Regions from separate parts of the Mus musculus genome. Here all the other regions are linked to region 6. Evidence: chromatin loops called from intact Hi-C (ENCODE). Cell type or tissue: left cerebral cortex. All regions are shown on one strand.

Region 1 (4,000 bases), 480 kb after region 6:
GCTCCAGTGAAATGAATGCTTTGTGCAGTGGAGACAGCGAAATTCTTGCTTTAAGAACCCATTTTGTTCCATTTTGATATAAAGTGAGAGTGAAAGCCAGGCCCCATGGTGCTACGCGACTAATAAAACTGCAAAGGCATTTCTTTCTGGGCATAGAAGATTATTTTAAGCATTATCTCCCTGCTCCTCCGTTACTAAGGGAATCCTGTCTCAGCTCAGCAGTGCAGATGGGCAAGTTGCCATGACGATGCTTCTAGGCCTGATTGGAGTCTAAATGCCACAGACGGAGAAACCACTGTCGCCACATGACTCTGGAGCAGCCTGGCAGCCCTCTTCCCAACCTTTGTCGTTCGCTCACTCCCCGTGGACCTACCTCAGCTGCTTGCCCCCCGAGCATGCAGACACAGCTGGAAATGATGAGGACAGCAGCCTGCCCTGTCTGATTTTTGTCCCAGTCAGTTGCTCACCCTCATGCCCATTGTCATTGTCCTCCTGCCCCTCAGACACATGCACTCTTTTGCCCTTTCCTTTGTTTCTCTAAATGGAAGAGGTACTATATGTATATCTAGAAACTTCTCTCATGAGCAAAGGAAAATATGGTACAAATCGCAGTGCCTAGCTTGTTTTCAGACTTAGTCTGAAATGTTTCACAGGATCACTCCGTCATGGCACTCAGCCATCAGTCCTGTCCCTACAGCCCAAAGCCAACCCTACTCATCTACCTGGACATATGATGTCTGTGGCTCTGAAGATGCTCACAAGGTCTTTCGGCTCACGTGCTCTTTTTATAGTGTAGCTTTGCCATGTTCCCATTCAGGGTGACCCTTGCCCTTGTGGTGGAAGTAAAATCACACCACGTGTTTCACACAGCTAGGTCAAAGTGGATTGCACAACCTATGCGTGTTCAAGGCTTGCGCTTAGAAGCTAACCACCATGTTGTGAGGAAGCACAAGCAGAGACTAGACATGAGTTTCAGCCACAAAAGCAATATCTGCCCGTCTACCATCATAAACAGAGTAAATAATAAGCCTGAAAGCCAAGCTGGCATCAGCCGTCATCTTCGTTCCAACCAATGCCTGAGAAACTATAGAAGAAACAAGCTATCTTTACCATGTCCCTTCTACAACCCTGGCAAAGGGAATCCTTACAGATAGTACAGCAGTGGCTGTTCTGAGCCCAGAGTTTCAGGTCAGTTTCTTGTTTTTGCAGTAATTGTGTTCCTTTCTTTATAATGTCCATTCTCTACTCCTGGAAAAACCTTCCTCTCGCCTCAAGGGATAATTCGCATTACCTCTTCTGTGAGAATCCTCTTCAAGTCGTTTGTACATCTCCCTGTGGATACACAGTTTTGTCTGTTTGCTTCTCCCTTCTTCCCTGCCATGAGCCACTTGAGTACTGGTGATTTCACAGTAGGAGCCAAACAGTAAAGCTGGATGGTCTGCTTGGGTTTGCTTGTCTGTTGTTTGCTAAGTGGGGAAGTTACCTATTCTTTGAGTTTCATGCAATTGCAAATGTAGATGGTGAGCATTGCAATAATGGTCTGGCACCAGGAGGGAAGCAAGCCAGATGGCCTCGACTGGAGCCATGTGTTTCACTGGTGTGTGGTGTTCTGTTTTCCACTGCTAATACTTTTATAACAATAAAAAAATTAAAGAAATGCACATTGGTATCATATTAAATCTCACAACTACATTAAAAAATAACAGAAGGAGACGAGATTCTGGAATACTTTTTTAAAATGTCAGACATAGCCACACTGGTGGTGGCTTCCTCTAGTTGCTGCCGTTCCTCTCCTCCTTCTTTCCTTCTCCTCCTTCTTTCCTTCTCCTCCTCTGCCCTCCTCTTTTGTGTCCTCCTCCTGTTCCTCTCCCACTCCAATTCCTCTTACTCCCTTCTCCTTCACTTCTTCCTTTTGCTTTCCTCAAATTAAATATATTTCCATTTGATAGTTTCCTGAAACCCTGAAGTCTGGGCCTGGCATAGTAAAAATAAAGATTATGTCCTGAAAATCTTATGGCAAAGCTCGAATGTATCTTGATCTTGCATTCCTGGTTGAATGGGCATCTGGGGACTTTACACCATGGCCTTTTAGGCTTTTGGTTTCAGCCAGCAATGGAATCTCCAAGTCCAGAATCTCTTATACTGCATTTTCTCTCTCCCACCACCAGAGGTGTTGCAGCTTAATAACACCGCTAACAATCTGAAAATATTCTAATTCACCACATCTTAGGAAAAATAGAATAAGGCCTAGGATAATGTAAAGACTAAACTAATTTATTAAAGGCTTTTAATTTCAAGTATAATGTATGTTATTAAATGACTCATAAATGGCCACTAAAATATAATCACCTGAAGATGAAATTGTTGTTGTTCTTATTATGCAATAAGCCAACCACATGGAACGCATCACAAATATCATTGAGACTCTGTGGCAGAAGCACATGGTAGGAACACACAAGGACAGTATCTCTAGTGAAGCTTGGCTTGGAAACACACTCTTATGATGGATGGTTTCTCTTTTCTGAGCATGCATGTAGTAATTCAGAATGGGGAAATAGCTTTATTCTTACTTTTATGAGCAGAAAGTTTCTTTCATCAGCTTTGGTCTGAATTAGTGGGGTAAGGACCTCAGAAATGTCATATTAAAAAGAGACTGGGGCGGTTATCTCTGCTCCAGTGAGAAATGAAGTCTTACCAAGGCAGAGTGGCAGTTTCTTAGGAGTAGCATCACAAGTTATGGAAAGCTTGAAATCTGATCCCGTATCCCCTAAGGAAACCAGTGCTAGGTCTCTTGGGACCTGGGACTGTCACTTAGAAGTACACAGCAATGACTAAATCTAGAGTAACGACAATGCCGTGCCCCAGTTGTCAATCAGGACAGCAAATTATGGTTTTTCTTCAATTCACTTTGGCAGTGGCGCCTATCATTGGTTTCATTGACACAATGTCCCCATTCTGGGTCAGGTAAAACTTGGCACAAGAAACAAAGGTTAACCTGGATGCTCCCTCACCCCAGTCCATTGCATAGGGTATACTTACTTGCTTTCCTCTCTATTGCTAGAGGAATTCTAAGGCCAGGACAGTAACACAGATACTCCTGAGAAACAAATAAAATGTCTAGAAAAACATCCCTGTTGTGATACTGCCACTCTTTAGACACTGTCTTTACCTCTTACTAGCTGGGTAATATTATAGAAGTAATGCAATCTCCCTTTGCCTAAGTTGGGATAATGACAGTATCATTGCATGAGGTTATTACAAAAATTAAGTGGGAAAATATACTGAGAGAATGAAATGAATCCTCTTACCACCCATACTGCTGTCTTTACATCCAAACATCAACACGGTATTTCTAGAGGCTGCTAAAAACATGACTAACAGGTTCACCAATTGTTCTCAACCCATAATTTGGTCTTCCTGCCACCAGAACAAAAATTAAGACGCCTAATTGCTGAACTATCTTTAATTCTTCATAGCATCCATTTTGAACATATGTTCATTTCCTTGATAATACATTAAAAAACACCTGGAGTAAGCCCAAATCATGTAATAAAGCTCTTCAACTTACTTCTACACTGACAGCCCCAGGCACATAGTCCTTCTTGTTGCATTGAGCTACTTAAACTGGCCTTCCTACAAGTTTAGTGACCTCCTGGATACCATTGACTGATGGACACATACAATACTGAACACAGACTATTGTATACTATAGACATACAAAACACTAGATATTGGTGATAGTAGGTTTTGTTTTCTCTTATTCTCATGCATAGTAGATGTCAAGGCTCAATGAATATGCCTATCTTAAGTATCTGTGAAGTCAGGTAGCAAGGACAGAGTGATGCATTCTTTTCTCTGAGTCTCAAAATATTACTGAGAAGCTGTCAAGGTACCCACAACAGCACTTAGTGGAAGAACAGGCAACGATTTTGAGCCCTCACGTCTAAGCAATAACTCTCTAAACTTTCTAAAGCAGGTTACCCAGGTCTTTAATTTTCTT
Region 2 (4,000 bases), 810 kb after region 6:
CATGTACATACACACACACACACACACACACACACACACACACAGAGTTGATAGGTGGAAGGAACAGACACACAAACCTTACACATGTACATACATACATATACACACACACACACAGAGTTGATAGGTGGAAGGAACAGACACACAAACCTTACACATGTACATACACACACACACACACACACACACACACAGAGTTGATAGGTGGAAGGAACAGACACACAAGACACACAAACCTTACACATGTACTTACATACACACACACACACACACACACACACAGAGTTGATAGGTGGAAGGAACAGACACACAAACCTTACACATACACACATAGTTGGTGGATGGGTGAAACGGCTACACTATCCATTATTCTTTCTTATATATCCCAGCAAACTCTTTTAAGCAATATACAATTACAATGTGATTATGTTTTAGTTTTCTTCTAGTGAATGATTATGAAAAACCAGTGTGTTCCCCAATACCTTTACAGGAAATAACATTACATTGTACATGTAAAGAAAACAAATTATTTTCCAAACCCACAAACATTCCTAACCAAGTAACTTGTTTTAGATTAACAACATGTAAGCAAGCAAGGCAGTTTTCTCTGCCAGTTTCTCTTACTGGCAGGCAGCAATTTGCAGTTAAAAAGAAAAGAGTAATTATCATATTTATCTTTAAAAGTAATCTTGTAAGAATCATAAAAGAGCCAGAAATCTATGTTTTTATATAAAAATCAGTCATATCTACCTTAAATCTTCAGAATGCATATCTACTCATCAGCAACTCTTAATAAATCCTATCAGGAAGCTTGGGGCAAAAAAACTGGGTTTAAGAAATCCATCATCACCAGTCCAGCCTCAGTGCAAGTCATGTCGGCCAGCACTGCCATTGTTTTTGTTCCTGACCATAAAGGGTCCCTAGCTTAACTTAATGAGCATGTGCCTTTCTGAACTTCATATTGTTCCCTAAGAGTTGAGCCAGTAGTAAAAACATCTCAACCTAGCTTCACTAACAACTTTATCTTTCCAAATGTTTTCTAAGGGTGGTGGTGGTCACTGCTGACAATCTACATGTCAAAGTTCTTCTCCAGGCCGTGATAGAACCATAACCTGCTCCAGCAGCAATGCCAGAGAGAGATCAGGCATTAGCACTGTGAGTGCCAGAGGTACTGCCCAGCGAGGGACTGGAAGCCCCTTTGAATTTTCATATAATTCTTAGATTAAGAGGGATGTGAGGGCAGCAAACAGCAGAACTCCACAACAGCATGGCGTCCTCAAGGTACATGGTATTTGGGCTTTACCACACTGAGACCCACCCGTGAGGCTGTGGTAGCCTGTGGTTTGCATTCCCTGAGTTCTAAAGCCATCTGTCGTTCCTCCTGCATGGCTCTCGGTATTTTCTTCCATAAAAGGAATGGAAGTGAGACATATCGCTCCCAGCCTTTATGAGATCTTGGTGTGTCACCCCAGTGGCCACTGCATTCTCAGGCTATGTGTCTGTTTAACTGACATGATTGCTTCATCACTAGGATCTCAGAGTATCCTTAGCAGCATCAGTTAGGCGCTTGCTATAGGACTGTCGCTGCTCTCTGCCCTTCCTGTGGACAGTGGAGGCTTCTGCTTTTCTTTCAAGGATGAGAGCACACATATATCAGTGCATACACATAAAATAGGAGCCTCCATCTAATACCCTCAGGGCATGACCACACAAATCTATCCCACCCCATAGAAAATGGTCCATGAAGTTAAAAAGATTTCGCCAAGCTCATTTCTCAGCTGATCTCTGCTTTTCCTAGAAAGAAATTAAGAGTATGTTAATGACCCACGTTTAGCCTTTCATTCATTTAGTCAGTAAAACTAAATAAAGTATTGGTAAATCTTAATTAAATAAAGACATTTTGGACCTTGAATTAATGTGTTGCCATTAGAAATCCTGCCAGGTGATGATAGCTGATCTGCATGTCGCTTTACCACCATCTGCTGTTCACCATGACTACCTTTAAAACAGGACTTGCATTCTTATTTCTCTGACTCCATCTTCAGCAACACTGTGTGTGTCTGGGGTCTGATCTCACCACGATGTCCAGCACTGTCAGGAACCCGCGGCAAAGCTCCTCAGTTTACCAGTGTTCACAGGCCTGGGTTGGAGGGCCAGCTATCAGGTCAAATGCGTCTGGGAATTGCTGTGGGTTCCATGGAGGTCTTTGAGCCACGCCTTGCCTCAGTAGATCTAAGTTTCTGAGGAGCCCCTCAGAGAGGGGTCTGCTTTACCTTTATAGAACCCAGGGTCTTACAGCTGTGTTTCCCTGTGGAACTGTTTTTAAAATAGGAAATCTACCAGTGTTTCCCAAACAACAGTGTTTGGCGCTCTGGAGACGAAGGTCACAAGACAGACACCGAGATGGTTCTGAAAACTTACTGCTCTAAACGTCACAGTGGAACAAATGTCTGCAAGTTTTATGTGGTCTCTGCTTATACATAATGTGCCACCAGATTTGTGCCTTTTCTTATATAACCAGACAAGCAGAGGACAGCAAAACAGCTGTTGTCACCCTCACTTCAAAGAGGAGTCATTTCAGAGACTAAAAATTGATCCTGTCACCAGGCCCAGTAGCAGTCCCTAGCAGGGCTCTTCAGCTAGCACCCCTAACAGCTGAGGATTAGCTCATCCCCCCGGAATAGCACTGACAGGGCACGTCCCCAAAATCTCATATTTTACCTTAAAATCTCATGCAAGAAACTGACATATTTATGAAATGACAGATGTTCAGGCTTACTCATTGTGGCAGTATTTGCAATAACCAAAGATTTAAAACAGTCCAAAACGAACAGCAATAGGAATCTTCAATCTTCAATCTTACCATGGAACATACTACTTAACATATCTACTTTAAAAAGAAGAATGGGAGAATGGGGTGTTCCCCATGTACAACATGGACAGACGTCCTAGATGTTTTGACATATGAAAAGAACCAAATACAAATATGCAATATGCTAGAAATTATCATAAGGGAGAAATGGAAAATAAGACCCCGTATTCTGAAGCTGTTCATGCATATATGAATCAGTTCTGGGAGCATCCATATTCATAAATTCCTTTTTTCTTTTTAGATTTGGTTTGAGTCTTGTTTTGTTTTGAGACAGGCCAATCAGGCTGACCTGCAATCTACCTGCTCCAACCTCCAAAACACTACAGTTAGAAGTGTGCACTGTGTGTGTGTTTGTGTGTGTGTGTGAATTGTGTATTGTGTGTGTTTGCATGTGGAATAGACAGACAGACACACAGAGACACTGAAAGAGACAGAGACAGATGGATAAGCAGAGACAGAAAGATAGACAGACAGAGACAGAAACGGAGAAGGGGGAGGACCGACCTAGGGCGTCAGCATGAGATCTGGTCTAGCCCCAGCCCTATGAGCCAGGCTTGCTGAGATGCTTCCAGTGGAGTTACAGACTCTCCTGAATCTGGGCCTCCAAACTCTGGCCCTCTTACTTACTTGCTTCAAGCACGTATCCACTGAGCCATCTCTCCATTCTCTCGCTCAGGAAACTCCCAATAGCAGCTCTGTGGTGGCGGGAATGTGTGCAAATTTGAGAAATGGAGGATGGGAATGAGGTGAGGGGTTTTGTTTTGTTTTGTTTTGTTTTGTTTTGTTGTTGTTGTTGTTTTTACAATCTACTTTTTATATGAACCATGAAGCTGTATAACCTATTAAAAATTAAATTTAAAAAACACACAAACTTTTACTCTGCTTCATGGCATATTCACATTTGCCTTAAAATAAACCTATGCTCTTTTAAATAGTATATCATTAACCTCATAAGGCCTGCATTCTGGAACACTGTATATGGTCTGGTGTGGAAGATACGCACTCAGAGCACTTTAAAGTAGGCCAGCACTCTCTAACACACTAGCTGTGAATACCTGCTTAAGGACTGCACAAGACTGGCTTAGGAAACATACTGTCACAGAGTATGGACGGGCTCACTAGGTACCC
Region 3 (4,000 bases), 160 kb before region 6:
ATCTCCCAGCCATGCACGTAATTCTCACCACTACTACTTGCCAGAGTAAAACCAAGAATACGGAAAACTTGCCCTTCCTCAGGCGGGTTAATAAGGGTTGCCAGCAGGGTTATAAGGCGGCCAGCCACCCTCGGAGCAGAAGCTGAAAGCAAGCCTTGCTGCTGAGCACGTGATTGGCTGCAGCCGGTAGAGCCTGCCTTCAATTCCGGAAGAGTTTTACTGGGTGGCACAGGCTTGTAAATCTAGCTATTCCAGATTCTGAGGCCGGACGATGGTGAGTTAAGGCTTGCTCGTGTTACAGAGTTCAGCTTGGGCAACTTAGCGAGACACTGTCTCAACATAAAAAATTAAAGAAAGCCAGGATGCAGGTCAGGGTTGGAGTGCTTACCTAGCAAGTGTGGGGTCCTGCGTTCAATCCCAAACACTACGAATACTAATACATGTGCAGTACAAAAGCGCTACAAGTGAATAATAATAAATTACAATAATAAACTGGATTTTGCAAGACTGAGTCTTTTGCTGTAGTGTGCGGGCTCTTTTTTTTCCCCTTTAATTTTGTAAACCATACATACTTCCATACTTTCAAGTGTTTCCTTCCTTCAAGGCTCATTGTAGAGTTTGTATACATTCCACTCAGACTAAAGAACTCACACCTCCTCAGCAGCCAGCTAAAGATCTTGTGTTCCCACACCGGGAGTCGAACCCGGGCCGCCTGGGTGAAAACCAGGAATCCTAACCGCTAGACCATGTGGGAACTGATACTGATAGTACCTTCTTGAAGAGGTCGCTTATGAAGGTGGGGCAGAGAGCCTCAGATCTGCCTCTGGGGGGGAAACGGTGTAGGGGTACTTATAGGTTAAAGAAACAGGGTGGTCTGGAGTGTGGGTAAAGGCGATCAAAGGCTGGGAAAGCGAAGTAGTTGTGATCTGTGCGCAGTCAAATCTTACTGCTTTTCCTAGGGCGCATGCTCAGAGAATAGCAGCATTAGCTCTGGCTCTGAGTGTTGGCTCTGAGCGATGTTCTGGTTTCTAACGTTAGAAGGTCTGTGCAACCTAAGTTGTCTCTGAAAGCCAAATTAGGGCACCCATCACCACGGTGACCAGTTTGCCAGAGGTGCTAACTGTGAAAAAGCTCTTAGGAATGAGCTGCTTAGATAGAGGAGCCAGAAAACCGGTGATAACAGCAGCTAAGCAAAATCAGGTGAGCGAGCCGGCTAGTGCAGGCAGGGCTCTAGCTTTCCCCGGAACTCACCGAAACCACCGAATCTGGTGTGCATGATAGACCTGAAAAGGAACCTACCTTTCAACGGCGATCTAAGTGCGTGCTCAGGTTGGACAAGCGCTAATACCGTGCACCACAGTTGACACGAAGAAAAGTTAGTTTTAGCAGCCACAATACTTGCAGAAGTTTCTTTCTGCTAACCAACTTTTAAGAAATCAGGTTGGTCTGGTACCTCTTCATTTGCAAATAATTGAAATGAAACAAAAATGTCTTCGAGACCTCATCTTTAGGCCCAATGAAGTGCACCACAACGTATTTTGAATAGTTGTTTGTTGGATGCTTAACCATTCGCTGACTCAGCGATTTAGTGGCTCTATGTGACGAGAGGTCTTGTGTGATAAATTATGGAATAGAGCGTTATTAAATTGTCACACTACCTTGTATCAGATGCTGTCGCTAGGCATATTTTGGGCACTGCAATTATCACGCTGCAAAGGAGAGGGGATTTCTGATAGCCGTACATCGATGCTTACTCCGAGAAGCATGTCCGCCCCCTTCCCTCCCCCAACTTCTGCGGCGCTGGTTTCTAAACCCCAGATTACTTGGATGTGGCCGAATCAAGGAACAGATTCATAGGGGAAATGGTTAGGAGACTAATGTCTGCCACAGTCTGTTTAATTACCTGGAGTTGGTTAAAAATTAGTCTCTGGGCCCCATTTCGAAAATCAGAGTCTCTTGGGAAGATGCTGAGAAATTTTAGATTTCAACAAGTCTCACAGGCAGTCTATGTATAAACTAATCTTTGTGAATTAACCGCTGTTTCCCATCAGGCTTAGCTTCTGTTATTGTATGAATGACAGAGCACATAGCTTCACACATACATGAATCTTGCATCTGAAGAAGTGTCTGATACAGAAATCTGGCGACTATTGTAGACTGCTAGCTTTTAAATAGAACGGTCTCAGTATCTAATATGCAGACAAAGCTGCTTGGAGTAGCCAAAGATGAAGTGGGTAAGTGTTAAGAAAATGTAGGTAAATTTAAAAACATTCATCTCTCATGTGATGATAATTAGTTTTGTTTGTTTGTTTGTTAGCTTTTTTGGTTGTTTTTTTTTTTTTGCCATTAGGACCCCTCCACCCCCATCTACAGGATGCAACTAGAATTTGAACGACTTGACACAGTGTCATAAAATCACCAGAAGGGAGCAGCAGAGAGCTGCCAAATGGCTCCGAGAGGCATTTGTGCGCCAAGGTTTTATCCACTAGGCAGATGTTAACTTTGCTGCAAAGAGCTGGCTACCAGGGGAGTGTTTGCAAAGAACACTTCGGCATAAGCATCTCTAAGCCAGGAGAGCTGAGGCAGAGGGCAGGCGGCTGCCTCTCAGGAGAAAAGATGATGCCCTGCTAGTGGGCAGAGAGAGGAGCTACCATAGGAGACTGGATGGTAGCTGGCAAATCAGGAGCTGGGTCAGGGCGAGTGCTAAGAGTGGGCTTATCTGACAGCTCTGGGAGTCCCAGCCTCTACCCAGGTATCTTTCAGGACTCAGTATTCCAGTGGTCCATTGCTGTGGTAAGAGCAGGAAACAGTGGGTTTCCATCAACAAACCATATAATTTAAAAAAACAAGTTGTATTATGATTATGGGAAAGCCTAGAACCCAATCCCTTGTTGAGAAACACTGTGGTGGCGAGATCTTCCAGCTCTTTTTGGAAAATGCCTTTGCATTTAAAAACGAACTTAAGGAATACAAGACAGTATGTGATTAAATACTGCAATTACAGTACAATCGATACTTGCTCTCGAAGTTTCTGTGAAAGGAGAGATCAATGGAGGCTTGAGTGGCCAAGGGAGGTTCTTTAAGGAAGTGAAATTTGATCTGAGCCTTAATGGATGAGAATGGTTCAGTAAGGCCAGGAGGACATGAAGTGAGCCCAGTGGGTACTGTGTGTGTGTGTGTGTGTGTGTGTGTGTGTGTGTGTGTGTATTGAAGGCTTGGCAGGAGGCTACTGTACCTGTGTGTAATGTGTTTGTGCTGGGAGATAAAACCTACTTTTTGGCCATTAGTGAACTTTGTTTTTCCTGGATGTTTCCCCATGTGTTCTGAACAAGAACACAGTCAGTCTGCTTCCTTTAAGAATGGAGTGTGTCGGGGCTGGTGAGATGGCTCAGTGGGTAAGAGCATCTGACTGCTTTTCTTTTTTTAATTTTTTAAAAAAATTTAAAAATTTATTTATTTATTATTATATGTAAGTGCAGTGTAGCTGTCTTCAGACACACCAGAAGAGGGAGTCAGATCTCATTACGGATGGTTGTGAGCCACCATGTGGTTGCTGGGATTTGAACTCTGGACCTTCAGAAGAGCAGTCAGGGGCTGGTGATGTGGCTCAGTGGGTAAGAGCACCCGACTGCTCTTCCAAAGGTCCAGAGTTCAAATCCCAGCAACCACATGGTGGCTCACAACCATCCGTAAAGAGATCTGATGCCCTCTTCTGGTGTGTCTGAAGACAGCTACAGTGTACTCACATGTAATAAATAAATCTTTAAGAAAATAAAAAAAGAATGGAGTGTGTCATTAACTTTGAAGAGGTAAACATGGATGCCACACACACAGGATCCAGTGGCTCATGGTGAGACAGTTTGCAGGGCACAGATGCCCAGTTTTTTTCTTATGGTCAGCTGGGGCACTATAATCTTGACTGTGTGAACATGGTACGGTTTGCTTAGTTTCAGTCTGGATAAATACAAATATACCTAGATCTTTATGATGATGATGAAAA
Region 4 (4,000 bases), 490 kb after region 6:
GATCATGGTGTGAAGGCTTTTGCATCCATTATCACATGTAATCACTTCAGCCTCTGGCACAGAGGAGAGATCTTCTGGTCAGGACTTGGCTGACCACTGATAAGAACAGGAGAGACTCCATGACCCTACAAACCTGATGTTTCTGGATACTAACCCCTGGGAACCTCAAGCTGCTAAGAGGGATGAATGAAGTAGTTCATAAATCAGCATAAATGCTCCAGAACTGGAGACACCCAGTTTGGGGGAGAACCTGAGCAATTCTCAGGAGACCAAAAGCGACAGTGGGTGTTAAAGGGACGCTTGTGGGAGTCACTTCTTTGTTTTTATACAACTAATGTCTTTTCCATTATCAGTTTTGTAAATGTATGACCTTATAGTCTTGACATCTATAAATTAGCCATCATTTGGGACAATTTATTCTACTCTAAAAGATGTATCAGTAAGTGAGTCTTCAGACATAGCAGAAAACAGGGCTGGAGAGATGGCCCAGTGTTAACACTAGCTGCTCTTGCAGAAGACCCAGGTTCAGTTCCCAGCACTACATGGCGGGTCACAGTCATCTGTAACTCCAGCTCCAGGACATCCTAATGCACTCTTCTGTCCTGTGCAAGCTCTAGGCATGTAGATGGTGCACGTACATACATGCAGGCAAGACATACACATATAAAAATGAGTCTACATTGTTTTTTAAAACTAAGTAGGAGATGATGAAGACATGGTGCATAGGCAGAGCGCTGATCCTGGGTTCCTCCATTTGCGCCTCTTCACCACCACCCCCCTTCAGCATCCTTTTACTCGTAAAGATAGGATTTGGAGATCTCTAAATTCTTTTCCAGTTCTGAAGCTTATATCAATTCTGAATCCGTTAGCTCTTAAAGAAAGTGTGCTCGGGAGCACAATTTAATATAGTCCCTTTATGTAATGATGAAGATGTGTTATTGATCAAACACAACAGCATTTGCAAAATAGCTAGTACTTACTAATACTTTTTTTCAGAAAGGTTAGTATTCTACTTTCACATTTGAGATTGCTGTTCCCCTCTCCTGCGTGTATAACCTTACAGTGTTATCTGCGGTGAGCGTGCAGCACAGTGAGGATCTGGAGGGTCACGAGCTTTTCTTACACTGTGGGGGATGCTAGCCATTCAGCTACGTAAACCTTAAGAGTGGTCACTTCTCAAAGGTCTGTTAGAGAAGGGGGTTAGAGAGGATGAGTGTGTAGCAAGATGATCAAAATATGTGCGATTATCACAGTGAGACCCACTACCCTGTGTCATTAATGTGTACTAATAAGAAAAAGAGAAAGTTACTTTGCCAGTGTGGGAAGCACTCATCATTTATAATTAAAGTGTTTTTGTTTAAAAAGGAAAGAAATTTTCCAAACTAAAAATGTACCAGCCACTTACATGTTTAGCCCTCAGGGGAGCTGCAATTAGACTAACGATATAGAGGGTTTGTTTTTATCTTTTAGTTTGCTTTTTGGTTTTTTTTTTAAAAGACCTATGAATATCAAATATTGAATAGTTGGGCACTCAAAATAAGTTGATTAAAATAGTTTTATTCATAATAAGGCTAGAACTGTTTTTTAATCTACAAGGAATTTACACCCAAAAAAAGTAGGCTACTTTGTTTTTGCTATTTTTGTACCTTATAAAAACTGACGTGGCGCATAGTGTCTCTTTGTAAGAACAGTAAATGGCCCTAAAAGTTGATTAAATCAATTCATCTTGGGAGCAGAGCAGTGTTTTCATTGTAGGGAGGATAATTGCTGAGGAATTCTGCAAGAGACTCAGCCTCATGGACGGGGCTCCCCACGTGTGACAGTGCCATCAGCCTCTGCACTGCCTTTCTGAATCATTTCTTTGGAAGTTTGGAAAGGAAGCGGGCAGGGCCGAGCAGACTGTTCGAGCACTTCTGCTGTCGCTTCTGCTGAGCATTGGCTGTGCCCATGGCTAAGACCTAGTTTTATAAGATTGTGATTTTAGTTGAAACAGTTATTCAATTTTAGTGAAACTGAAAAGCAACTAAGACATATATATTGTCTTAATTCTTTTATGTTGGAGTCTAGTGGTAATGTAGGCTATGATGTTCATTTTAGCTATTTTGTATCAAAACATCAAAACATAAGGGTTTCTTCTCAGAAGTTTCTTGGAATACTCAAAGTCTTATGTTAACAAAATAACATTGTGCTTGATAAATCAACTGAGCTATGTGAATGTTGAAAGCAAATTTGAAAACTTAAACCAAGTACATTTGAATTTGAAACACAAGAAAGTAACAGATTTGTATGGAAAGCCTCTTCTCTCTTGCAGGCGTGAGTGTGAAGGAAGGTGAGAAAGGGCGTAGGAGTTCTCAGCAATCGAGAAGGGGAAGGGCAAAGAATGATAGGACCTGTCTTTTGGAGGGAAGAGAGGGAACAATAGCTTCTCAAGAGAAAAGTGTTCACTGCTCAGCCCCATTAGAGCAGCAGTGTTCACTGCACAGCCCCCTCAGAGCAGCAGTGTTCACTGCATAGCCCCATTAGAGCAGCAGTGTTCACTGCTCAGCCCCATTAGAGCAGCAGTGTTCACTGCTCAGCCCCCTCAGAGCAGCAGTGTTCACTGCTCAGCCCCATTAGAGCAGCAGTGTTCACTGCTCAGCCCCATTAGAGCAGCAGTGTTCACTGCTCAGCCCCATTAGAGCAGCAGTGTTCACTGCACAGGCCCCTCAGAGCAGCAGTGTTCACTGCTCAGCCCCCTCAGAGCAGCAGTGTTCACTGCACAGGCCCCTCAGAGCAGCAGTGTTCACTGCACAGGCCCCTCAGAGCAGCAGTGTTCACTGCTCAGCCCCCTCAGAGTAGCAGTGTTCACTGCACAGGCCTCTCAGAGCAGCTGTGTTCACTGCTCAGCCCCATTCAAGCTGCAGTGTTCAGTGCACATCCCCATTAGAGCTGCAGTGTTCACTGCTCAGCCCCCCTTAGAGCAGCAGTGTTCACTGCACAGGCCCCTCAGAGCAGCAGTGTTCACTGCTCAGCCCCATTCGAGCTGCAGTGTTCAGTGCACATCCCCATTAGAGCTGCAGTGTTCACTGCTCAGCCCCCATTAGAGCAGCAGTTTTCACTGCATTCAGGATACAGTCCACTGAGCTGCAGGTATAGGTGATTTAGCAATAAGAAAGACTGTAATATGTATCACAGTGGATGTAGATAAATGGTCTAAGGAATAAGAAAAATAAGCTGACAAAATGGTTCTTTTGGACAGTAAACCGGGAGGCCTGAATTAGAGAGCAGCTCATCTGAAAATCTATTGGAAACATCCTGTGAAGAAGGAGACTAGTGTAGACAGAGGACCTGAGGCCAGTGTGGATGGCTTTCAAACCAGCAAGGGCAAGGGCGGCCAGGCTGAGACTTGTGCACACGGTTGGATGTAAGCAGCAAGGTGATTTGATCTTATGTAGATAATTAGTTTAGATATAATCTCATCTCCCTTTAGTGGTGGGAATTAGATGGTGTTGATTCAGTAGGGAATAAAGTATGCTTTGATTTTTCTATTTTTCTGTGTGTTTGTAACTTGGTTTGGGGCTCTGCACTCAGGTCATTTGTGCTGTTTCATGCATCACATGTGCTGCTCTTCCCTCTAGAAACCTGACTCTAGATTGGAATTTTACCGAGATCTTGGACTGCCACCAAAACAGATACATAAAATCTTTCATGTGACAGATAACGCTGTAATTAAGCCAGGTAATCTGAGGTCGGGAGAGGAGGGAGGTAAAAATACCGAATATGTGGTTTGTTTAATGTCAGCCCTTTCAGTAAAGCTAAACAAAACACAAAGTCCCAAACATGTATTTTTAAATATAAAACCTATCTGATTTAATCACTAGGAACAAACAGTCTTTGTTTCTGGTAAGTGGGGAAAGCTGTAGGATCCTCTTTGTTTTCCCTGAGAGGGAGGAACTCTGGTGCAAATGTGGGGAGTGACACGTTTATAAAGAGCCTCTCCAAGTAAGCGCTCTAGCTTCAA
Region 5 (4,000 bases), 820 kb after region 6:
CTACGCGCTCCAGGGTCCTGAAGATTCAATAAGCAGTAAGCGGTAACCAATAGCTATTATCTGGGTTTTTGTTTTGTTTTGATTTTGTTTTCCTTTTAAATTTTTGTTATGTCTCTCCATCCCCCAATCTTAGACTGCCAACGCACACAAAAGGTTTCAGCAAAAAGTGAGTCTCTCTTGTTCACTGCCACACATCTCTGAGGCAAGACTATGGTTTGTTTTTGTTGTTGTTGTTGGCTGTTTTGTTTTGTTTTTTAACTTGCCTGTCCAAACAGAAAAAAAAAAACAAAAGATGTATAGCTTGTTCTGCTGCTTTTGTAGGCACAGCAGCACCTCTCATAAAATGTTTGCATATTACTTTCAGTATGGGAAAGAAGAGTCCTCGAGATGTCGCATGTGTACCTAGCGTCATTCACAAGACAGAGACACTGAGAATTTCCACAAAGAGTTGCCTTGAATGAAATGTCACATGATGACATAGTGAATTACTGTCAAATTATTCCACTGATGATTTTGTTCAGAAATATTTTTACTTCTGATTTGAATACTCAGGGTTTCCCAGAACCGTCACCAGGAAGGAAAGAGTCACTGCTTGGAGTAAGCTTTGAACTCAATTAGCATCAAGGTCTCAGAGTTCTCTTGTTTAACTCTCTAACACGGGCTGTCCTGGCAAATGAGGGGAGCTGAGGCCTGGAGTCCAGAAGCCCAATTCAAACACGCTGTGTTCTTCAAAGACCTAGGTTCCCTTAGGTCCATGCAGGAAGGGGATTCTATCTCCCAGCACACCACACAAGCCAGCGACGTCTTCTGGAGAATCGGGCTGATGGCCAAGCTTGGCTTCGCTTGGTCTGATAACTCGGCTTGCTTTTCTCCCTCTCTTCCTCTCTACCTTCACTTCTCTCTGCTGTTATTCTTCAGTTCATTCTAGTAGCCACTCCTGGCTCTGCTTTCTCCTCCATTTTGTGTGCCTGACTGAGTGGAAAATCAGCTCGCTATGACTCTGAACACACCCAGTACAGCCAAGCCAAGCATGCCCCAAGGAGGGGAGGGCCCTTGAAGATGAAGCCTGGGCTTGAGGACATGTCTTTGAGGACTTGGAAGTTTTTCATCTTTAAAACAACGAGAGATAGAGACTTCTCTCAAAAGAATACATGCCAGTTGCCGACAGATATATGCTAAGGTACTCAACATCATTAATCACTAGGAAAATGAATCTTAAAGCCACAATAAGATACTACCTCTTTATACTTAGTGTGATGATGATGATCAAAAGAAGAAGAAAACAAGTGCTGGCGTGGAGACGGAGAAAAAGAAACACACTCTGCAGGCAGGAACGTGAATCAGTACAGCTAGTATGAAAGACAACGGCAAGTTCCTCAGAAAATGAAAAACTATGGTCTAGTAATCCCACCAATAAACACAAACCAAAGAAAGTCCGTGCAGAGAGACATCTACATCCCCATGTTTATTGCAATAGTATTCCTAAGAAGCAAGGAATGGTGTATCCACCGACTGATAAGGAGGTAAAGTATGACACAGGCATCCATGGAAATGCCTCACAGTCTTAAAGGGATAAGGTCTGTCATTACAGCATCATGGATACAACTGGAAGGCAGTAGGCTAAGTCTAAGTCCTACACAGGAAGACAAATACCACAGGATCTCAGCAAATGTGGAATCCTCAAGTTTATCTCATAGACATAGAGAGGAGAGTGAGGGAAATAAGAGGGACATACAATGCTTAGCAGAGATGGGGAGGGCCAGGCCAGCCGAGTAGTAAACATGGTAAGATGACTGTACACTAATGACAGTATGCTGTAATGTCTTCCCCACAAAGAAATGGTATTTGAGGAAAGAGATCTACTTATCCTGATCTGAAGATTATATAATGTATACATAAACTGAAATATCACATAGTGTCCTATAGATGCACATAATTTTATGTATCAAAAGATCCTTGGGATTTTCTTTTAAAATGCTTTGGTAGCTTAATGAAGATATAAACTGAAATTATGAACTATAATATTCTTTTAGAACATAATTACAACCAATAGAACAGAGTGTTTATAATTATGAGAGAAAATATTCCCCAAAATAGATTTCTAAATTTCATGATGCATAATGTCATAGTGGAAGAAACAGCTTGCTCATTCACTACATAACTTTAATCTTATTACTGCAATAACTAAAAAAGGAATGTCAGATATCTGTGCCCACAGAAAACTCTCTCCAAACACGCACCAATCAAGCGTAATGCCTGCAGTTTTTATTTTTATCCCACTGCTAGTCGGAGAGCAATAAAAAATTTAAAGGAAAGTGGTATTTACACTTACAGTGTAATTAAAGTTCCCAGTATACACAAAATGTCAATGATGGTGTGGTGCCCCCAAGTGGCAAAGTGATGAACTGCAGGACTTTGTTGGGAGGGTCAGAAACTGTAGTCCAGTTTTTCAAATTGATTGTCTGAGTATTTACGGATATCACTGGAGCCAATCATAAGAGTCTACATCCCAGGGGCTATTAAAGCCAATTCTTTTAATATTTAATATTTAACATTAGGGAGATCCAGCCTGCTCCACTAAGAAAATAGCAATCATAATATTATAGAAATCTTAGCAAGCATTCTGCTTTGCCTAGTTATGACATCACTTCCTTCTGTCTGTGGTCTGGTGCATGAAGCAGATGTCAAAGGCTTACCTAACAAACAGACTGTTGGATAATGAGGGGTGCTAAGGAGATATCCATCTCGTAAACCAAAAACGCAAGTGTCAACAGTATGGGGCTAAGGGGGAGGTGTCATTCTAAAAAATAATATAAACCAAAATTATGAGCTAGATATTCTCTTTTAGAACATAATTACATCGAGTAGTTTTCATAAGTTTGGCATTCACTCTGTGTGGCTAGAAGACCACCTTTAGGGCTGAGGGGAAAAGTTCTTTGCAGGACGAGCACGTGAGACTTGATCTTCATTATCATCCTGGCAGGATTTAGAATTTACCTAGAAGTATCACTGGGCATGCCTGTAAAGGCCTTTCTAGAGAGGTTTATCTGAGGGAAGACCCCCTGAACTCGGATAGTTTCCTTTTATGGGCTGTGATCCTGGACTGAGTGAAGAGAAGATGGGGAGATGGGAGTGCCACCTTCACGTTGTTCTGCTCCCTGACTGTGGACACGATGTGACCAGCAGCTCTACACTCTACTGCCACACCTTACTAGGATGGATGCGTGTGCTCAAACTCGGGGTCAAAACAAACCACCTTCTCCAAAACTGCTGTGTTAGGTACTTTGTCCTGGCACTAAGAAGACTAAAAAATGCAGAGTGTAACTCATGCTCTAGGAAACCCAGATGACCGCCCGCTTTTGCCCTTCTACTCGCTGGAACTGACTGCAAACGACAAGTTCTCAATCACGACAACTTCTCCAAGTGTCACATACCGGGACAATTCTAAGAGCCCATCTTTAAAATAAAGCATTGGTAACATTTTGTTGTTGTTGTTTTGGTTTGGTTTGGGTTTTGGTTTTTTTCGAGACTGGGTTTCTCTGTATAGTCCTGTCTGTCCTGGAAGTCACTCTGTAGACCAGGCTGGCCTTGAACTCAGAAATCCGCCTGCCTCCCAAGTGCTGAGATCAAAGGCGTGCGCCACCACTGTGTGGCTTTATCATTCATACAACACAGCAAGACATGGGAAATCATTTGTCATTCTGATTTTCAACCATACTTGAAATAGCCAAGGAGAGAAACAGGAAGAACTTAAAGGAGCCAGATGCTGCTGAAGAAAACAGACACTGGGATAGAAGCTTGATCTCCCAGGGGCAAAGGAATTTCTTGAGGGCACTGTCCTATCCTTTGTTTGTATTCTTCCCATGGGGTGTGTGTGAGAGAGGGAACGAGGGAGGGAGGGAGGGAGGGAGGGAGGGAGGGAGGGAGGGAGAGGGAGAGAGAGAGAGAGAGAGAGAGAGAGAGAGAGAGAGAGAGAGAGACTAGACTGACTAACCAGGAG
Region 6 (4,000 bases):
TTGCCTTCAGTGTCATGGAGAGAGAGAGAGAGAGAGAGAGAGAGAGAGAGAGAGAGAGAGAGAGAGAGAGAGAGAGAGAGAGAGAGAAAGAGAGAGAGAGATATCCTGGCATAAAGCTGCACACGTGTTCTGCGTACTGGCTTGCAGGCAAACTGTTTGTTTCTAATTAGGGAGCCGAAGCCTGCTGGCAGTCACAAGTTTTGGTGTTGTGTTTAGTTTGCATGCCTGTGCTTTTGGCATGGGGGAGGGGGTAACTGCATTAGGGTTTTCTCGATTGGTTTTGACTTTGTAACTTCTCCGTGGTCCACTTTTAGTTTCTAGGCGCCTTTAGAGCCTGCTTCAAGTAATACGCAGCAAGAACTGAGCTGTGGTCTAGTTATCTCAACCACCTAAACCTGGTTTGTGGTAGAAATGATAAAACTACTTGGAAAGGCTGTTATACAAATTAAATGGGCTGATAAGTAGAATTGACTAAGAGATTACTGGAAATAGTATATGTTCAGTAGATCATAACTGCCTTCCTCTTGCCTATAAAAGAAGAAATTTGCTTTAAACATTCTAGAAAATATTAAAAACATTTTTAAATTTAATAAGTATGCATTTGCTGTCTACTATGTGGAGACACTCTCCTAGGTTTTGAGGCTCCAATCATGAACAAGTTAAAACAAAACAAAACAAAACAACCCCAGAGATATCACCTCCACAGAATTTAAATGTTAGAGTTCACAATCGACATGCAAGAAACATAAATAAGGCATTCATTTTCTTTATTTCGTCCAACACAAACTTCATCTCTAGGGTTAGATGCTACTGAATAAAATCTAGGAGGAATTAACAAACATATTGTGGATTTTACTTTCCCAGAATGCATCCTTCTTTCCCTAGGAGGAAACCCTGAGTGTTCCTGGGAGGTCAGTCCTTCCAGCTGTAGTCTGTGTGACTCAGATGAAGCCCCAGTCTGTTCCCAGGAGTACTGTGAACACATTTCCTGCTCCAAACACCAGGACCTGTCCTTTATTGTAACCTCACAAGCCAAAGCCCCAATAATGATTAGCTTGCGCATAATCACATGACCTAAGTGTTCTCAGTCAAGGCAGACCATGGATTTGTGTGTAAGCTCCATGATACAGCTAGATTCTCTCAGGGTTATTTTTTCTAGCCTTGTAGCTAATATGGCATCTCAGAACAGCATGTGAGGCGACTGGAATAAGAAAAATGTTGATTTTCTGGAAACTGTTTCTTCTCAAAGATCTTCTCCTTTGATTTCCAGGATCATTTCTGAGCCCCCTTTGCTTTCCCCTGTCATTTCTCCTTCTCTGGCCTTTGAAACTGGGAACTGTGTAGTGGTCTAAAGCTTATAACCAAAGCCTTCACCTTACAAGAGACCTTGTTGGGTAGTACTTCAGCAAGCAGAGAGGGAGACACCTTCCTCCCTTGCCTGGTGTGCTTACCCATCATTTCTAACTCTGTGCGACCCCCAGGTGCAGAGAGATCCTTTTATTCATTTGCTTTATGGATTATAAAGTCTAATTTGATTCTGATCATGGGCATACCCAGGGTGGATTTGGTTCTCCAGTTTATCTACTTCTGCGGAGACAACTAGAAACAGCCTGACGTGCCTCCTCATTGTTTCTTTGCCTGAATGTGACTTCGAATAAATTTGTGACAGAAAAGTCATCACTTCCAAACTACCCCATAAGGGAGAGAGATGTCACTTAGCAGCACTGCAAAGCAAAACATCAAACCCCCTATTTCTTGTGTAAATGCTTTGTAGTGTGTTCAAAGTGTTTTATAATATGTGACAATGGTTACTCCCTAAATAAGACCTATAGTTTTTGGTTTGGGCTTTTTGAGACAGGGTCTCTAACCTAGGGCGGTTTCAAACTCCCTTTGTAGTTGAGGGTAACTTTGCCTTTCTGAGCCTTCTGCCTCCACCTCCCAAAGTCTGGGGTTTCAGGGATGCAATGCCATGTACAAATGTACAAATGCCTGGCTTTGTACAATGTTACGGTTTGAATGCAGAACCCTCTACATGTTAGGCCAGTGCTCTAACAACTGTGGTTCAACCCCAGCCAAAAACTTTATTTTAAAACATACATTCCCCAGGTATGGTGACGTGTTTGTATTCAGGAAAATATTCTGATATGAAGAGAAAAATAGCTGTTCACTCATTTAATCATGCATTTATTGACATGTAGGTACCAAAATAAGTATTCAATGTCACCCCCATTTTTAGTGAGAGTTGAGCGAATCAAGAAGTTTTCTTGAATGTATGCAAAAAAAAGTATAGCCCTTATTCTCTCCTCTCAGCTCTTGTGGTTTCACTGCTTTATCATAGAATAAGGAGAAATTAATCACGTGCCTCTCAGGAGCTGGTGGGAATTGCAAAGCTGAGCAGGGAATCAGGGCTGAGGGCGCGGCAGGACCATGGAGAGCGCCAGGGCCGCGACCAGGGCGGGGCGTCGCTGAGTCCCCGGAACCCCCCAGGGGGCGCTCGAGAGGAGGCTTAAGAACTAGTATCTTGCTGGGCTGCTGGGCGCAAGGGTTTCGTCAGAAGGTGGAAATCTCAGCTAGAAGCTGCCATCTCCTGGCTCTCACCCCTCCCTCCCTCCCTTCCTCCTTTCCTTCCTCCCTCACTCCTCTGCTCCCTCCCTCCTTCCCCAGTTCCTTCCTCTTTACTCAGCGAGTTCCTGAGCCCAGCAGCTCCTTCCACGCCGTTCACCCTCTCCCCCAGCCCCCAGCCCCCAGCCCCAAGAATGGAGTCGGGGTTTCCAGAGCGACCAAACTCTCCTCCCAGCATCTTTATCCTCCTCGGCTGTTGCTAAACTACCCCCAGTGGACCAAAGAGGGGGGAGGGAAGCCCGACTCTCCTAAGACCTCTTTACAACTACATCACCCAGGACCTCCACTCCAAAGGCGGATTTTGCATCCTGGGGGCGTGACAGACCTGTCCCGGGCTGAATTCTCTTTCTAGTCTCTGAGGCTGGCACACCCAGGTGAGTAGATGCTAACTCTGAGTCCTGTGTTCTTGCAAACTCGTCAGGGCTGCTGCGTAGCCAGACCAACTTTTGAGAAGCTCTGGGTTTTCGCCCAGCCTGGCTTGTTTGTCATTGCTGTTGTTCTGAACAGCGGCAGGAGCAGCAGTCCTTAAAGGCAAAAAAACTTTCAGCCAAAATACCTGCTTTTCCCGCATAACTCTACTCGCCCAGGTGGAGTGGTAGGGAGGCCCCAGGCGGGACGACAGAGGGAGGGCTAGGTTAGGCTCTGGAAGTCCTGCGGGCTTGAGGGAGGATTATTATTGTTTTAGAAATGAGAAGGGGGATGGGACCATAGTCGGGGCTGGAGTTGCTGCTTCCCATTTGACAGCAAAAAAGGTGTGGGGCATCAGTAGTGTTAGCCAATGGCTTGATCCTCTGCTGTTTGAATTCGGCTTCTGCAAGAGGTTCTAATAATATTTAACTGCGTCCATGACACCGAGGCTCACAAGTAACCCATAGTCTTGCTCGCGGCTTTATTTGGCTCGGTCTCCAACATTTTTTTCTTTTTGTTAAATGAAATAGCAGGGTGGTAAAGGAGGAACTGGAAGTACTGGGAGTCGCGTCTGACTAGAGAGCTAAAACTCGGTATCACGTACTACGAAGGATTGCTAGAACTCAATCCAAGGGAGTCAGAAAGTGGTCCACACTGAGTTGAGCTGAACAGCAATGGGTGGGAGTGGACAGAATCCAAGGAATAGTCTTAGGAAGATGAACTCCATCTTCCTCTTAGTGTAAGTGGGCTTGGGGTGGGGGTGGGGGCTAACCTCATTATGCATTCCAGATTCTACTGGGGGGGGGGGCTTCCAGGATTTAGGGAAGATTACCTATGGAGAGTCAATGAGGTGGAAGCAGGACTTGCTAGGGTGGGGATGGGCTGGAGACAGGGATAGAGTCCTGGGAAAGTTGATAAGAGATATCTGTCTCCATGCTGTGGACCCACCCGCTCCTAGAAGGTCCATGCC
Region 7 (4,000 bases), 110 kb after region 6:
CAGATTTCTGAGTTCGAGGCCAGCCTGGTCTACAGATTGAGTTCCAGGACAGCCAGGGCTACACAGAGAAACCCTGTCTTGAAAAAAACTAAAAAGAAAAAGAAATTTCTGACCATGAACAAAAGGTTGTTTATTCATTTATAATTTGCTTAATTTTACTATCGTTGGGCCTAATGTTGCAACTCAGTTAATAGAGTGTTTCCCCAGCCTCCATGAAGCCCTGGGCTTGATTCTAAGTACTGTATAAACCGAGCATTGTGGGGGATAGTGGTAAGCCTATCCTTTTGGTTGAGGTAAGAGGATAAGAAGTTCAAGGTCATTCATGACTAAATAGAGAGTTTGAGACCAGAATGGACTGCATGAGACCTTGGCACAATAAAATAACTGATAAATTTAATTTATTAATAGATTGATTTATTGTTATTATATACTATTTCAGTATATGGCATACCCTTAATTTAAGCTATATCATATCATATAACAGACTTTTCCTGGGGAAATAAAACAGACACACCTTATCCCAGATAGTCAGACCAATATAGACCAAAATCCAAGTTGGTAGACCAATGAGTTTTATTGGGGTTACTCACAGGGACAAGAAATGACTTAAGGACAGCTGCATCACCAAGGACCATCCCAGCATAGGTGACAGCTCACAAATGTTGAAGTACACTCCACAGCCTGAAGGCAGGTCAGTGAGTCACAGCATGTCATTTCCAGGTGGCTCTGAGACTCTTCCTAGCAGCTCAACTGGTCTTTCTTTCTTCTAGGCAGTTTGACTGGTCTCTGCTTCTTCCAGGCTGCTTAGCCAATCTCTGCTTCTTTTAAGAGGTTAAGCTTGTTTGAGAAATTTGTAGCTTGTCCTGTCTAAGGGTGACCTGTAGCAGTACTTTCTATTTATCTATTCTTGGGAGGGAAAAGCCTAGTGAATCTCATCTGTTTCAGGGACTTCCTGAAGCTGTTTGGAGTTGCTTCTTTCCTATCTGAATGGGCTTTCCTGGGGGATGGAGTGTATCAATCTTATATAAAACAGCTACACAATCACCATAAATTGTTGTGGGAAAAACTGAAACATTTCAGTTGCTTTTGGACAGTTTTTGATACATATGACTAGATTGCTACCATTTAAAATCAGACAAGTTGGCTGATGGGACTCTCAAATCAAGGGTAGATATATGGCACCTCTGATTCCCCCCTGCCCCTGTGCCATGTGGTCTCTTATCTTCATGACTGTCTTATATTAAATCAGAGGTTTTCTTTGCATTTATAGAAGTGGTTAGTTGAAACTATTTGTTACCACTTGAAGACCACAGGGCAACAAGGTACATGTGTGTGTGTGTGGGGGGGGGGAAGCACTTTAGCAATCTGTAAATGAAAACATGAGGGAAGATGAGTTTGTGGAGTTGCCTGTGCTGTAGAACTAGTGCAGATCCCATCAGACCTCTCATGTAGCACACACAGGACACATGACCATCTGTCATATAGACCAAGAGATGACTTTTATGGAATATGTGGTTCCTATGCACCAGCTGCTGCTATAGAAAGAGTGCTGTCAGGAGGATAAATGACCTGACCTGGAAGCTGAGACTGCAGCTACATAAATTTATCAGAGCAAGTATGACCATTTTCTCCTTGCTCTGTGAACCTATCAGAAATAGTAACTCATGCATGTGGCTTCTCCGGTGAACTGCTGACTTGAGAAGTGGTTGTGAGCTTCCAGAAGAAGGTATGCCCAGATAACATGGGCTCCTGTGTGGTTTGGATGTGCTTGTCCCAGGGAGTGGCACTACTAGGAGGTGTGACTTTGTTGAAGGAGGTGTGACCTCGACATAGTGTGTCACTGTGGGGATGGGCTTTGAGACCCTCCTTTTAGTTGTTCCTCCCTCCTTTTGGATGAAGATGTAGAATTCTCAGCTCCTTCAGCTCCATGCCTCCATACATGTTGATATGATAATGGACTGAAACTCAGCCTGTAAGTCAGCCCCAATTAAACCACCACAATCCCAAAGGCAGAAGGACTTTACAGGAGTGAGTTGTGCTTTGTTTTTAAAGCAATAGGGAGGCATAATAGCGATTCTGAGTAGGAGGATAAGAATAATAGCTAAAACTTTGAGATTATTTACCCATGCCTAACATTGTACAAACCATGTAACATATGTTATTTGACATATCCATTATAGAATCTTTTCCATGTGGGTGCTATCACCGGACAGGTTGGGGGTCCTGTTCCATGTTTCACAGTGCGTGGAGGTACTAGGATTTAAGCAATCAAACCTAGAACTGCTCCTCTCTTTGATAGAGTCTCTTGCATTGTGTGTGTGTATATATATACACACACATATATAGATATATATCTGTATATGTATATATAACCATCAACACTAGCATTAGAGGAGTTAGATGGATGGCTCAGGGGATAAGAATACTTACTGCTCTTCGAGAGGACCTGAGTTTGGTTCCTAACAACCACATGGCAGCTCACAAAGAGCTTCTTTTGGTCTCCATGGGCACTGGAACCCACACAGAGTACACTTACACACATGCAGGCAAAAGATGCATACCCATAAAGTAAAGATGAATACATCTTAAACAGAAGACTGGCTTTAGAGAGGATGCTCCATTCTCTAGAAGCTTGCTTATTCTTTATGGAGGCTGCACATCTGGAAAAGGACAGATGTAATAATATGAAGTGACAGTAGGGGTGGTTCCTAGTGAGAGGGGTGGATAAGAACATCAGAAGAATATGGTGGATTGGAAGGAACCCATGACTGGAAGAATCAGGAGTCCAGGATGACTCTGACCTTAGCTGGCAATGCCCACTGAATACTCAGCAACCTGTCTCGATACAAGACACCTTCATCCGAGATGGTTCTCTCCCTCATTTGCTTTGCCACGGTCTTCATTCAGGTGTGTCTTGGTTCTCACATTGCTCACAATTTATACAAATACAAGGACCATAATTTAGTAAGCTGTGGATTTACAACCTGCTTATTTTCTATACTTGAATAACTGTTATTTGGAACTAAAAAGGAAGCATGACTGTGGGGACGACACAAGTCCAGGATGTTTGTCCTGTTCATTGTGCCTTGGTAGATTTGGACGTTTCTACACCAAAGGTTTTGCTTGTTGTGGGTTGGAAGAGAAAAGGCTGGCACTGAAACTCCAGCTCTGCCATTAGAATAGTTATGTGACCTGGGCAAGGAGCCAATCCTCTCGGAATTTGACTTTTTTAATACGGCAAAAACAACTGTCCCCAAGTCTTTATTAATATTCAGTTGGTAGAAGGCAGAGTTGCACGCACTTGTGGACTAATTTTCCAACACACTTGGAAAAAAATAGGACGGAAATTTCCCCTCAGTCACAAATGTACCTTAACCTGACATTTTAGAGATGGGGTTGGCACATATTTGCTGACTACATAGTAAATATTTCAAACTTTGTTGGCCCTGCAATCTCTATTTTTGCTACTGAAAGCAGCCACTGAAGTAAAGGTAACCAGAGATAATAAGTAAGTAAATATGTATATGTCTGCATCTCACTAAAACTTTACTGCAGTGTATTTGTATGTTCATGTCTACACATGTGGTGTGTCTGTGCATATGTTCACGCACATGTATGTTTAAGGCTGAGGTATAATCAGCACCCTGTGAAAGAGGTGGTGTGGCCTGCTCAATTAAACTAATATGGCAATAGCAACAGGGAGAAACGAAATACTTATGGTGAAAGAGAAGGAGGCAGGGAGGAACTGTCCAGTCTTATAGGAGACATTTCACTGTAAGACATCAACTCCACATGAAGATCAGAGAGCTGTTGCTGGTTTTCCTTCTGCAACCAGAAGCATAGAGCATGCTGCGAGGATTTTTGTTCCTGAGTGTTTCCCAGCATCTTCATAGGCCTGTTCTGTTCAGAGGAGGAGAGTGTGGGTACTTCTTGCCTGAGCACTGCATGACATGAAGATGAACTGGGCTAGTTCGTAGTGTTCAGACCCATATCTGATGTT

What was found. Peaks named below come from ENCODE experiments on the same cell type or tissue, not always from the same donor. Only the 100,000 strongest peaks of a DNase experiment are listed, where the experiment ranks them.
Region 1: it touches region 6 in a loop (4-fold over the local background); 6 of 42 quality-filtered maps call a loop at or near these places.
Region 2: it touches region 6 in a loop (6-fold over the local background); 24 of 42 quality-filtered maps call a loop at or near these places.
Region 3: it touches region 6 in a loop (4-fold over the local background); 6 of 42 quality-filtered maps call a loop at or near these places.
Region 4: it touches region 6 in a loop (2.5-fold over the local background); 6 of 42 quality-filtered maps call a loop at or near these places.
Region 5: it touches region 6 in a loop (6-fold over the local background); 29 of 42 quality-filtered maps call a loop at or near these places.
Region 7: it touches region 6 in a loop (2.7-fold over the local background); 3 of 42 quality-filtered maps call a loop at or near these places.

The regions. Positions count from the first base shown.
Region 1 is chr9:105,048,281-105,052,280 of GRCm38, forward strand. No RefSeq gene overlaps it. Among named protein-coding and RNA genes, the nearest start is that of Mrpl3, 3.0 kb to the right of the region's middle. In left cerebral cortex, a CTCF peak has its summit at 2,177; a DNase peak (open chromatin) is centred at 217; H3K27ac peaks cover 505 bases.
Region 2 is chr9:105,375,183-105,379,182 of GRCm38, forward strand. All of the region lies in intron 2 of Nek11 (NIMA (never in mitosis gene a)-related expressed kinase 11), which reads right to left. Among named protein-coding and RNA genes, the nearest start is that of Nek11, 18 kb to the right of the region's middle. In left cerebral cortex, a CTCF peak has its summit at 1,975 (motif pointing left); DNase peaks (open chromatin) are centred at 1,386, 1,987 and 2,593.
Region 3 is chr9:104,407,985-104,411,984 of GRCm38, forward strand. It overlaps n-TEttc8 (a tRNA gene), which reads right to left and starts at 754; the gene lies at 683-754. In left cerebral cortex, a CTCF peak has its summit at 2,425 (motif pointing right); DNase peaks (open chromatin) are centred at 768, 964, 1,812, 2,032 and 1 more place; H3K4me3 peaks cover 2,087 bases.
Region 4 is chr9:105,058,282-105,062,281 of GRCm38, forward strand. It overlaps Mrpl3 (mitochondrial ribosomal protein L3), which reads left to right. Exons shown (of 10, transcript NM_053159.4): 5 at 3,618-3,717. Among named protein-coding and RNA genes, the nearest start is that of Mrpl3, 7.0 kb to the left of the region's middle. In left cerebral cortex, no CTCF peak of the experiment used is centred here; a DNase peak (open chromatin) is centred at 1,840.
Region 5 is chr9:105,387,126-105,391,125 of GRCm38, forward strand. The region is part of intron 2 of Nek11 (NIMA (never in mitosis gene a)-related expressed kinase 11); the gene reads right to left. Among named protein-coding and RNA genes, the nearest start is that of Nek11, 6.2 kb to the right of the region's middle. In left cerebral cortex, a CTCF peak has its summit at 2,388 (motif pointing left); a DNase peak (open chromatin) is centred at 2,359.
Region 6 is chr9:104,567,106-104,571,105 of GRCm38, forward strand. It overlaps Cpne4 (copine IV), which reads left to right and starts at 2,550. Exons shown (of 16, transcript NM_028719.3): 1 at 2,550-2,996. In left cerebral cortex, a CTCF peak has its summit at 2,470 (motif pointing right); DNase peaks (open chromatin) are centred at 210, 2,505 and 3,003; H3K4me3 peaks cover 1,695 bases.
Region 7 is chr9:104,680,930-104,684,929 of GRCm38, forward strand. All of the region lies in intron 1 of Cpne4 (copine IV), which reads left to right. Among named protein-coding and RNA genes, the nearest start is that of Cpne4, 110 kb to the left of the region's middle. In left cerebral cortex, no CTCF peak of the experiment used is centred here; no DNase peak of the experiment used is centred here.